Linked DNA regions of Homo sapiens: region 2 is linked to region 1. A link is an interaction called in ENCODE POLR2A ChIA-PET data of the cell type or tissue named here. Cell type or tissue: endothelial cell of umbilical vein. All regions are shown on one strand. Links, peaks and the distances in the headings refer to the core of each region. The heading gives the core; the rest is flanking DNA.

Region 1 (5,378 bases), core at 287-5,286:
AAGGGGACGGTGAATGCAAGGGTGTGCAGGCCACAGGGGGACAAGCTGGGTGTGTCCAGCAATTGTGCTGGGAGCTGGACTCAGTAGTGGGGGCTTCCATCAGAGAGGAGGCAGCACTGAGACCTGGGTAGGAAGCTGGGGTTTATTCTAAGCCTTTTTGAAAACCAAAGAAGGGTTTTAACCTAAGGATTGTCTTTTTTTTCTTTTTCTTTTTTTTGTTTGTAGACAGGGTCTTGCTCTGTCACCCAGGCTGGAGTGCAGTGGCACAATCTCAGCTCACTGCAACCTCCGCCTCCCGGGTTCAAGTGATTCTCCTGCCTCAGCCTCCTGAGTAGCTGGGATTGCAAATGCATGCCACCACGCCTGGCTAATTTTTGTATTTTTAGTAGAGACGGGGTTTCACCATGTTTGCCAGGCTGGTCTCGAACTCCTGTGCTCAAGCGATACGCCCCTCCTTGGCCTCCCAAAGTGTTGGGATTACAGGCGTGAGCCACCGAGCTGGGCCAGGCCCCAGGTATTGTCATGATGTAAAAATCTCTCTCTAGAAAAGAGAACACCAGCTTCCCAGCTGGTCTTCTGTAGCTAGGAGATGCAAGAGCAGCAGTTGAATTTGAGGTTTGCTTTGGAGAAAGAACCAAAAGCAGATATGGATGGTTTGGATGTGAGGGAGGGAAAGAGAATCCTAAGTGTATTAGTAGTGGTGGGAGGAGGTTCGGTACAGTGGTGTCATTTGGAAGACAAATCGTTGGTGTTTAACCTCTATGACCCGAAAGTCTCCCACAAGCCTGATACATTAGGCAAAATGTTTGACTGCACTAAGCCTTAGTTTATCGTCATAAAATAGGCCATGAAAATTGCGTGAGAAAATGTATATAACAGTTCAACAAATAATATTGGCTGGGTGTGGTGGCTCATGCCTGTAATCCCAGCACTTTGGGAGGCCAAGGTGGGCAGATCGCCTGAGGTCAGGAGTTCGAGACCAGACTGGCCAACATGGTGAGATCCCCCATCTCTACTAAAAAAATACAAAACACACTTGGGCAAACATGGTGAAACCCCATTTCTACTAAAAATAGAAAAATTAGCCAGGCGTGGTGGCGCGCGCCTATAATCCTAGCTGAGGCACGAGAATCGCTTGAATCCGGGAGGCGGAGGTTGCAGTGGGCTGAGATCACACCACTGCATTCCAGCCTGGGCGACAGAGCAAGACTCTGTCTCAAAAACAAAATACACACACAAAATATAATAGTATTTGTTTGTTTGTTTGTTTTTGAGATGCCTCGGATTACAGTGCGGGGATTACAGACGTGAGCCATCAAGCCCGGACAATATTATTATATTGTTCATTGCACTCCCACAACACCCCTAAGGGGCAGGAACTTTTCTTCCCAGCCCCCTCCCCCCGACCCCACCGAGAGACAGGGTCTCGCTCTGTCGCCCAGGCCTGGAGTGCATTGGCGCGATCAAAGCTCACTACAGCTCAGACCCTCTGGCCTCAAGCGATCCTCCAGCCTGGGCCTCCCAAAGCGCTAGGATTACAGGCGTGGGCCACCGCGCCTGACCAGTCTTCTCTTCTTGCAGCTGAGCCTTAAGAGCCTGTCCAAAGAGCAGAGGTGGGCTGAAGGCACAAAGCGAATGAAAGAATAGGCCCCCGGGCACCGTTGCACGCCCCACCTCCTCCCAGGGGCGTTGCACTCCAGCCCCTCCCGCACATGCGCACTGGGCCTTCCACCGCCCCCCGCCCCCAGCAAAGCCCCCCGCTCGGAGCATGCGCGGGCCGCTTGGCGCCAATTGCTGACCGCCACAGCCACAGCCAGGGCTAGCCTCGCCGGTTCCCGGGTGGCGCGCGTTCGCTGCCTCCTCAGCTCCAGGATGATCGGCCAGAAGACGCTCTACTCCTTTTTCTCCCCCAGCCCCGCCAGGAAGCGACACGCCCCCAGCCCCGAGCCGGCCGTCCAGGGGACCGGCGTGGCTGGGGTGCCTGAGGAAAGCGGAGATGCGGCGGTGAGGCGCGGCTTGGGCCGGGGCTAGGGGGTGAAGGGGGAGGAAGGCGGTGGGCCCCGCCTGACGGAGGGCGTGCAGGATCGCGCCTCTGACTCGGTAAACCCGGGCTCCGCTTTCCAAATAGCCTCCACGTGTTCAAAATAGCCGCCGCTGTCCCCCATGGGCCGCCATGCTAAAGGGCCAGCCAATGGGAACGCGTCTCGGGGCCCATGGCGCCAATCCGCGCGCCGCAGGCCCTCCTGGCTCGGTGCGCTGTCCAATCAGAGGGGAGAGGGGGCGGGACCCAGAGGGAGGTTTTTTGCCGCGAAAAGACCACGTGGGGACGCGGTGGGGCGGGTCTGGCGGGGGCGGGGCACCTCTGTGCAGGGTTCCCAGTCACCGCGACGCTCCTCGGGAAGCCATAGGGCGCCTCCCAGCCCGTCTCCCCGCTCCAGTTTAGAACCTAATTCCCAATTCCCGGACCGGGCCCAGCCCTGGGCTCTTACTGTCCGCTTTTGCTGGGACCTGTTCCACAAATGGGCGTCTTCTGCCTTGGGCCGTGGGGGTTGGGCCGGAAGCTGCGGACGCCTGGGAAGGGGCCGCTGCAGCTCTTGAGCCGCCTCTGCGGGGACCACTTGCAGGCCATCCCAGCCAAGAAGGCCCCGGCTGGGCAGGAGGAGCCTGGGACGCCGCCCTCCTCGCCGCTGAGTGCCGAGCAGTTGGACCGGATCCAGAGGAACAAGGCCGCGGCCCTGCTCAGACTCGCGGCCCGCAACGTGCCCGTGGGCTTTGGAGAGAGCTGGAAGAAGCACCTCAGCGGGGAGTTCGGGAAACCGTATTTTATCAAGGTAAATATGGAAATGCACCTTCCATAAGGGTAAATGTGGAGGCTGCCGGCCCTTTTGTCTTGTTAGTGTAGCCGGCCAAGTTCATGTTTCCGTAGGCTTAGGTTGTACCCCCTTCAACCTCCTTTACTCACAAAGGGGGTAAAAGAAAGCCATGATGTTTCACTCTGCAGCTTTATATTGGTTAAAGTTGTTAACGACCCGCGAGATGATATCATGGATTCATTTAAGTCACATAGTCTATTGTCCAGGAAAGGCTGGCGTAGTAAAATCACCAACCATCCTGAATGAAACCTGGCTTGAGCTTTAAAAAGCCGAGAGGAGTGGCACTGTCAGGACCCAGCCCAGAGAAAGAGGCAAGGAATTGACCTGATTGAACCACTTAGGTGGGGGGGCAGGCACTGTTTTTGTTTGTTGTTTTTTAAAAGAATTTGGACATAACATGACAAAGAACTAATGATGTTCCAAATAACTTGCACTAGAAGCTTTCTTATTGAATTCTTATGGTTTCCAATGAGAATCTGATTTTAAGTCTAGTTTATCTTTAAATCAGCTAATGGGATTTGTTGCAGAAGAAAGAAAGCATTACACTGTTTATCCACCCCCACACCAAGTCTTCACCTGGACCCAGATGTGTGACATAAAAGATGTAAGTACAACTTGTTGATAATTTTTATTGGGGAGAAGGAGTCAAATAGTATTTTTAAATTAGGGACACTGGAGTTAAGCCACAGTCCATCATTCAGTAGTAAATAAAACACTGAAATCCCGAGGTTTGGCTGACTGTATTTCAGCCTGTATTTACTCTTTTTAATGTTTACCACGTGGTATTTATGTGGCAAAAAGGAAAACTATGTACATCCTGTGCTCTTATTTCTTGTATTTTTTTTAAATCCTGAAACTAACCTCCCGCGGTGTCAGATGTTATGGTGGTGGTGAAGTTCAAACTGACACACAAAGCAGTTAAATCTTTTGCAGCTTGTTATAGTCAACCCCACCTTGACCTGACCACACTGCCTTATAGTTAGCACTTTCAAGCTCTTGACTTCTGGCCTGAACAGTTTTGTGGTTCTGTTATCAGATCCCTTTGCTTTAGTTTGTCTTATATAACAGTTGCTGGTTGGCGGCTCTCATCCATCTTGTGTTCAGAAGTTCGTGGGGCTGGGCACGGTGGCTCATGCCTGTAATCCCAGCACTTTCGGAGGCCAAAGTGGGAGGATCATTTGAGGTCAGGAGTTCAAGACCAATGAAACCTGGTCTCTCCTAAAATACAAAAATTAGCCGGGCATGGTGGCGCACGCCTGTAATTCCAGCTACTTGGGAGGCTGAGGTGGGAGAATCGCATGAGCCCAGGAGGCGGAGGTTGCAGTGAGCTGAGATCACACCACTTCACTCCAGCGTGGGCGACAGAGCCAGACCCTGTCTCAAAACAAAAAAAAAACCGTGGCTTCTCACTGTTGAACTATGAAAGCAGAGCAACCCTCTTTAAATAGGGCCACGTCCTACCTCTCAGCCTTACCTCCACCTCCCACTCTCCCACTCCAGAGTTGGACAGTGTGGCAAACCCCTCCCCACTTCTGTCTCTTAAAAATCAAGTAGATGCCTCTGTGGCACCTCCTTGAATTGAAGTCCGTTGCCTGCCACCTCTGTGATCCAGTTTTCCTCTGAGCTGCTACGATGCATTTAGCACCTGCTGACACTGGACTTTTAGGTTTCTTACCCGTTTTCCTCCCCCGTTTTGTAAACTGGGGCAAGAATCTTGTGATTTAATGAATATCTGTGAAATGACATAGAAGTGAAATAGGTGAATAAATCATCTTGATAAGGCAGCCACACCTAATACTTAGAAAATCTCGTAAGCTTAATTTTAGAGTAAGAATTTAGAATCTAGCTCTTTGGTTTTGAAGCTAAATTAAATCCTATTAAGATCAATACTAATTTGCTTCTTGTTTGAATGCCCTATTCTGAATACCAGTAATCAGTATAAACAGGGAATATTAAAAGGAATATTTTGAGGGAATGCTCAAAAACCAGTTTCAAACCTATGAGGATCAGATGGGCCAGCAGGGCTTCTTGACAGACCAGCATTGGGAGAGTTGTTTCACAAGAGAATATGTTGGCATGGTGTGAACACCAAGGGGAGGGACAAGAGGTCCCCAAAAGCCTCCTGGTCATGGAACATCTGGAGCTGGATTCTGAAAGATAGAGTATGTCAGCTGTGGAGGAAGATTCTAAGAACGCAATGGCAGAAGCTTGAGAATGAAGACTAGGTGGGTGGGCCCTGGATGGGAAGGACGAGGCGGCCTATGTTTCAACACCTCCCGTGACAGGAACTTCATTTCATTTCATTGTCTCTTGCCACCTACTCCCATGGCCCTTTTGATCTGACCTCATTCTCTTCTGGCTCCACCTGTTAGAGGATATAGGGGAGCAGACACCCTCATATGCTGCTGGTGGGAAATCTGAATTGCTTTTTTTTTTTTTTTTTTTTTTTTTTTTTGAGATGGAGTGCAGTGGTGCAATCTCGGCTTACTGCAACCTCCACCCCCT
Region 2 (5,378 bases), core at 124-5,123, 95 kb before region 1:
GGCACAAGACAGGGATGCCCTCTCTCACCACTCCTATTCAACATAGTGTTGGCAGTTCTGGCCAGGGCAATTAGGCTGGAGAAGGAAATAAAGGGTATTCAATTAGGAAAAGAGGAAGTCAAATTGTCCCTGTTTGCAGACGACATGATTGCATATCTAGAAAACCCCATTGTCTCAGCCCCAAATCTCCTTAAGCTGATAAGCAACTTCAGCAAAGTCTCAGGATACAAAATCAATGTACAAAAATCACAGGCATTCTTATACACCAATAACAGACAGAGAGCCAAATCATGAGTGAACTCCCATTCACAATTGCTTCAAAGAGAATAAAATACCTAGGAATCCAACTTACAAGGGATGTGAAGGACCTCTTCAAGGAGAACTACAAACCACTGCTCAAGGAAATAAAAGAGGATACAAACAAATGGAAGAACATTCCATGCTCATGGGTAGGAAGAATCAATATCATGAAAATGGCCATACTGCCCAAGGTAATTTATAGATTCAATGCCATCCCCATAAAGCTACCAATGACTTTCTTCACAGAATTGGAAAAAACTATTTTAAAGTTCATATGGAACCAAAAAAGAGCCCGCATTGCCAAGTCAATCCTAAGCCAAAAGAACAAAGCTGGAGGCATCACACTACCTGACTTCAAACTATACTACAAGGCTACAGTAACCAAAACAGCATGGTACTGGTACCAAAACAGAGATATAGATCAATGGAACAGAACAGAGCCCTCAGAAATAATGCCGCATATCTACAACTATCTGATCTTTGACAAACCTGAGAAAAACAAGCAATGGGGAAAGGATTCCCTATTTAATAAATGGTGCTGGGAAAACTGGCTAGCCATATGTAGGAAGCTGAAACTGGATCCCTTCCTTACACCTTATACAAAAATCAATTCAAGATGGATTAAAGCCTTAAACCTTAGACCTAAAACCATAAAAACCCTAGAAGAAAACCTAGGCATTACCATTCAGGACATAGGCATGGGCAAGGACTTCATGTCCAAAACACCAAAAGCAATGGCAACAAAAGACAAAATTGACAAATGGGATCTAATTAAACTAAAGAGCTTCTGCACAGCAAAAGAAACTACCATCAGAGTGAACAGGCAACCTACAAAATGGGAGAAAATTTTTGCAACCTACTCATCTGACAAAGGGCTAATATCCAGAATCTACAATGAACTCAAACAAATTTACAAGAAAAAAAAACAACCCCATCAAAAAGTGGGCAAAGGATATGAACAGACACTTCTCAAAAGAAGACATTTATGCAGCCAAAAAACACATGAAAAAATGCTCATCATCACTGGCCATCAGAGAAATGCAAATCAAAACCACAATGAGATACCATCTCACACCAGTTAGAATGGCAATCATTAAAAAGTCAGGAAACAACAGGTGCTGGAGAGGATGTGGAGAAATAGGAACACTTTTACACTGTTGGTGGGACTGTAAACTAGTTCAACCATTGTGGAAGTCAGTGTGGCGATTCCTCAGGGATCTAGAACTAGAAATACCATTTGACCCAGCCATCCCATTACTGGGTATATACCCAAAGGACTATAAATCATGCTGCTATAAAGACACATGCACACGTATGTTTATTGCGGCATTATTCACAATAGCAAAGACTTGGAACCAACCCAAATGTCCAACAATGATAGACTGGATTAAGAAAATGTGGCACATGTACACCATGGAACACTATGCAGCCATAAAAAATGATGAGTTCATGTCCTTTGTAGGGACATGGATGAAATTGGAAATCATCTTTCTCAGTAAACTACCGCAAGAACAAAAAACCAAACACCGCGTATTCTCACTCATAGGTGGGAATTGAACAATGAGATCACATGGACACAGGAAGGGAAATATCACACTCTGGGGACTGTGGTGGGGTGGGGGGAGGGGGGAGGGATAGCATTGGGAGATATACCTAATGCTAGATGACAAGTTAGTGGGTGCAATGCACCAGCATGGCACATGTATACATATGTAACTAACCTGCACAATGTGCACATGTACCCTAAAACTTAAAGTATAATAAAAAAAATTAAAAAATTAAAAATAAATAAATAAATAAATAAATAAAAATAAAAATAAAAAAACAAGAAATGCAGAGTCTCAGACCCTGTACCAAACCTACTGAATCAGCATCTGCATTTTAACCAGTCTCCAGGCAGTTTGTTTGCATGCTACAGTCTGAGAAATACTGTTCTAGAGGAGTTATGCTTAGACAATCATAGACATTTGGGAAGGACACATAAGAAGCCTAACTCTGGTTTCTTCTGGGGAGGAGAACTGGACGGGAATGGGAAGTTTTGAGGGAAGACACATTTTTTTTGCTTATTCATTTTGGACCCTTCTGTAATGTTTGACATTTTTAACCTGGGCATCTACTGCTCTTATTATAAATATACATAACAACAGCAACTATTGACCGTGCTCTAGTTGATGGAACAGCATGCTGCTAAGCATGACTATGCTCTGCTTTCGTCTGTGAAGTGGGAATGACAGCCAGCTTGCAGACGGTTGTGAGCATTAACTGAGCTTGATGAAGAGGAAAATTGTGAGCAATGAGGAAATATGAGCTTCCTGCAACCTGTCTTCTCCAAGTCACCTCTCTACCTTGAGTTTGGAGTACATTGACCCTTGTAAAAAGTGACTTTGAGAAAATGGCTTAGCTCCCTGCAGTTTTATTTATTTATTTTTTGAGACATGGTCTTGCTCTGTCACCAAGGCTGGAGTGCAGTCGTGCAATAAAGCTCACCGCACCCTCCAACTCCTGGGCTCAAGCGATCCTCCTGCCTCAGCTTCCACAGTAGCTAGGACTGCAGGCGTTTGCCACCGTATCCAGCCAATTTTAAAATTTCTTGTAGAGATAGGGTCTCACTATGTTGCCCAGGCTGGTCTCAAACTCCTGGGCTTGAGTGGTCCTCCTGCCTCAGCCTCCTGAAGTGCTGGGATTACAGGCGTGAGCCACAGAGCCCAACCTCCCTGCAGTTTTAAACCTGGACCTGCTCACATTTCTTCTCTGGCAAACCACAAAAAGCGAGGGCACCTTTGTTTATTAAAGTTTGTTTTGAAACAGAAATAAAGAGGGACCTTTGACATTGAATTGTACAGTACTCAGAAAGCCAGTCTACATTTTGAATCAGTCGGGTTCCTAAAAGAATTTGTCAACTACATGAGCCAAGATTTCCTGAGGGGAAAAAAAAGTAATATGAAAGAAAAAGAAAATAGCAGTGGCATATGTTAAATATATGAAGGCTTCAAAACAAGCTGGCTCACAATCTCTTGCCATTTGTTGTATATGTATATATATAGCATATAATTTACCAAAATAGCAGGGAACATTTGTTTTACATAATTTTGCTATTTAAGGAAGAGAAGAACTTGAGGAAATAGTTGTCAACCTAAAGATCTTGTTTGTACCACCATAGAATTTTCCTCGGTACCTTAAATTAGGGCCTGTGACTCGATTCAGGTATTGCTACTTTTTTTTTTTTTTTTTTTGAGACAGGGTCTTACTCTGTTGCCCAAGTTTGGAGTGCAGATCTGGGCTCACTGCAGCCTCGACTTCCCAGGCTCAAGCAATCCTCTCACCTCAGCTCCCCAAGTAGCTGGGTCTCCAGCTATGTGCCAGCATGCTCAGCATATTTTTTTTTAATTTTAGTAGAAACAAGGTCTTGCTATGTTGCCCAGGCTGGTCTCAAACTCCTGAGCTCAAGTGATCCCCAAAGTGTTGGGATTACAGGTGTTAGCCACCATGCCCGGCCTGATACAAGTATTTCATTTCATTTCATTTCATTTCATTTCATTTCATTTCATTTATTTTATTTTAGATGGAGTCTCACTCTGCCACCCAGGCTGGAGTGCAGTGGCCCAATTTTGGCTCACTGCAACCTCCGTCTCCCGAGTTCTAGTGATTCTCCTGCCTCATCCCCCCGAGTAGCTGGGATTACAGGTATCCACCACCATGCCTAGCTAAGTTTTGTAGTTTTAGTAGAGACGAGGTTTCACCATGTTGGCCAGGCTGGTCTCGAACTCCTGACTTCAAGTGATCTACCTGTCTTGGCCTCCCAAAGTGCTGGGATTACAGGTGTGAGCCACTGTGCCTAGCCAGGTATTTTAAATAAGGAAGTTTTCTCTCTTTTCATCTCGGCCTCTGGAGTTTTAGCCCTTGAGTTCAGGCTATCAGAGTTCAAGCTATCAGACTGAAAAGGAAGCTTAAGCTGTGATTATCTGTGTGTGGAATTCAGAGTCAGAGAGGTGGTCCATCGGAGTAGACAAGAGAGCCCAACTCTGGCAAACAGACTGACTTGGGTTTGAATCCCCTACCCACACCATTCAGTACCTGTGTGACCCTGGGTAGTTTACTTTGCTTCTCTGAGCCTCAGTTTTCTCACCTATAAAATGGAAATGGTAATTCCTACCTCACAGGGTAGCCATGGAGATCATAGGAGTCTATCTATCGAGAGCATCTGGAAGAGCCTAGCAGGACCATTCAGTACTTCCATAAGCATCTATTGAGGGCTGACATGCTGAGTGAGTGCTGGGGTCCAATGGAGGATGAAATTGACATGGTCCCTGACCTCGAGAAGTGGATGCTCTGGTTGGCAAGGTGGTTAATACACAAGTAAACAAATACATCACTATACATTTGCAAAGGAAATATATCTTGAGGAGGAAGCAAACAGGGTGCCAAGTGGGGACAGCAGTGGTACCCAAGGAACCCTCATGCCCTAGAAGGTGGGTGCCATTCCTGTCCCCACTTTACAGATGATAAAACTGAGGCCTAAAGAAAAAAAGTGAGTGATCAGAAAAGACCTCCCCAAGGAGAGATCAAGGGGACAAAGACAGTCCCACACAAATAGGGGAGGAGTAGAGAGAACAGCTAGTGCAAAGGCCTGGAGGTGGGACCAGGGAACAGAGGTCAGAGAGACAGCTGGGATCACACAGAGCCCTGGAGGTCACAGTGAGGATTTTCTGTGTTGTCCTAAGACCAGTGGGACACCATGGAAGGGTTTCAAGTAGCAGCAAGAGGGTGGAAGATGATCAGAGTTGAGTTTTGAGAAGGTCACTCAGCACATTCTCCCGCAAGAGGAGGAATCAATGGAGGAAAGTGGGTTGTTTTGTTTTGTTTTGTTTTGTTTGAGAAAGAGTCTCACTCTTGTCACCCAGGCTGGAGTGCAGTGGCACAGTCTCGGCTCACTGCAACTTCTCACTCCTGGATTCAAGCGATTCTCCTGCCTCAACCTCCCAAGTAGCTGGGATTACAGCTGCCTGCTACCACGCCTGGCTAATTTTTGTATTTTTAGTAGAGATGGGGTTTCACCATGTTGGCCAGAAAGGTCTCAA

What was found. Peaks named below come from ENCODE experiments on the same cell type or tissue, not always from the same donor. Only the 100,000 strongest peaks of a DNase experiment are listed, where the experiment ranks them.
Region 2: POLR2A ChIA-PET joins it to region 1 with 10 read pairs; 2 of 35 experiments call an interaction of 5 or more read pairs at or near these places.

Annotation. Positions count from the first base shown.
Region 1 is chr12:109,095,808-109,101,185 of GRCh38, forward strand. It overlaps UNG (uracil DNA glycosylase), which reads left to right and starts at 1,790. Exons shown (of 7, transcript NM_080911.3): 1 at 1,790-2,004; 2 at 2,625-2,831; 3 at 3,382-3,477. The coding sequence starts at 1,873. RefSeq lists a silencer at 1,969-2,358. In endothelial cell of umbilical vein, for the core only: no CTCF peak of the experiment used is centred there; DNase peaks (open chromatin) are centred at 1,744 and 2,224; H3K4me3 peaks cover 1,943 bases; H3K27ac peaks cover 1,791 bases.
Region 2 is chr12:109,000,897-109,006,274 of GRCh38, forward strand. All of the region lies in intron 1 of SVOP (SV2 related protein), which reads right to left. All of the region lies in intron 2 of LOC105378256 (a long non-coding RNA gene), which reads left to right. Among named protein-coding and RNA genes, the nearest start is that of SVOP, 17 kb to the right of the region's middle. In endothelial cell of umbilical vein, for the core only: no CTCF peak of the experiment used is centred there; no DNase peak of the experiment used is centred there.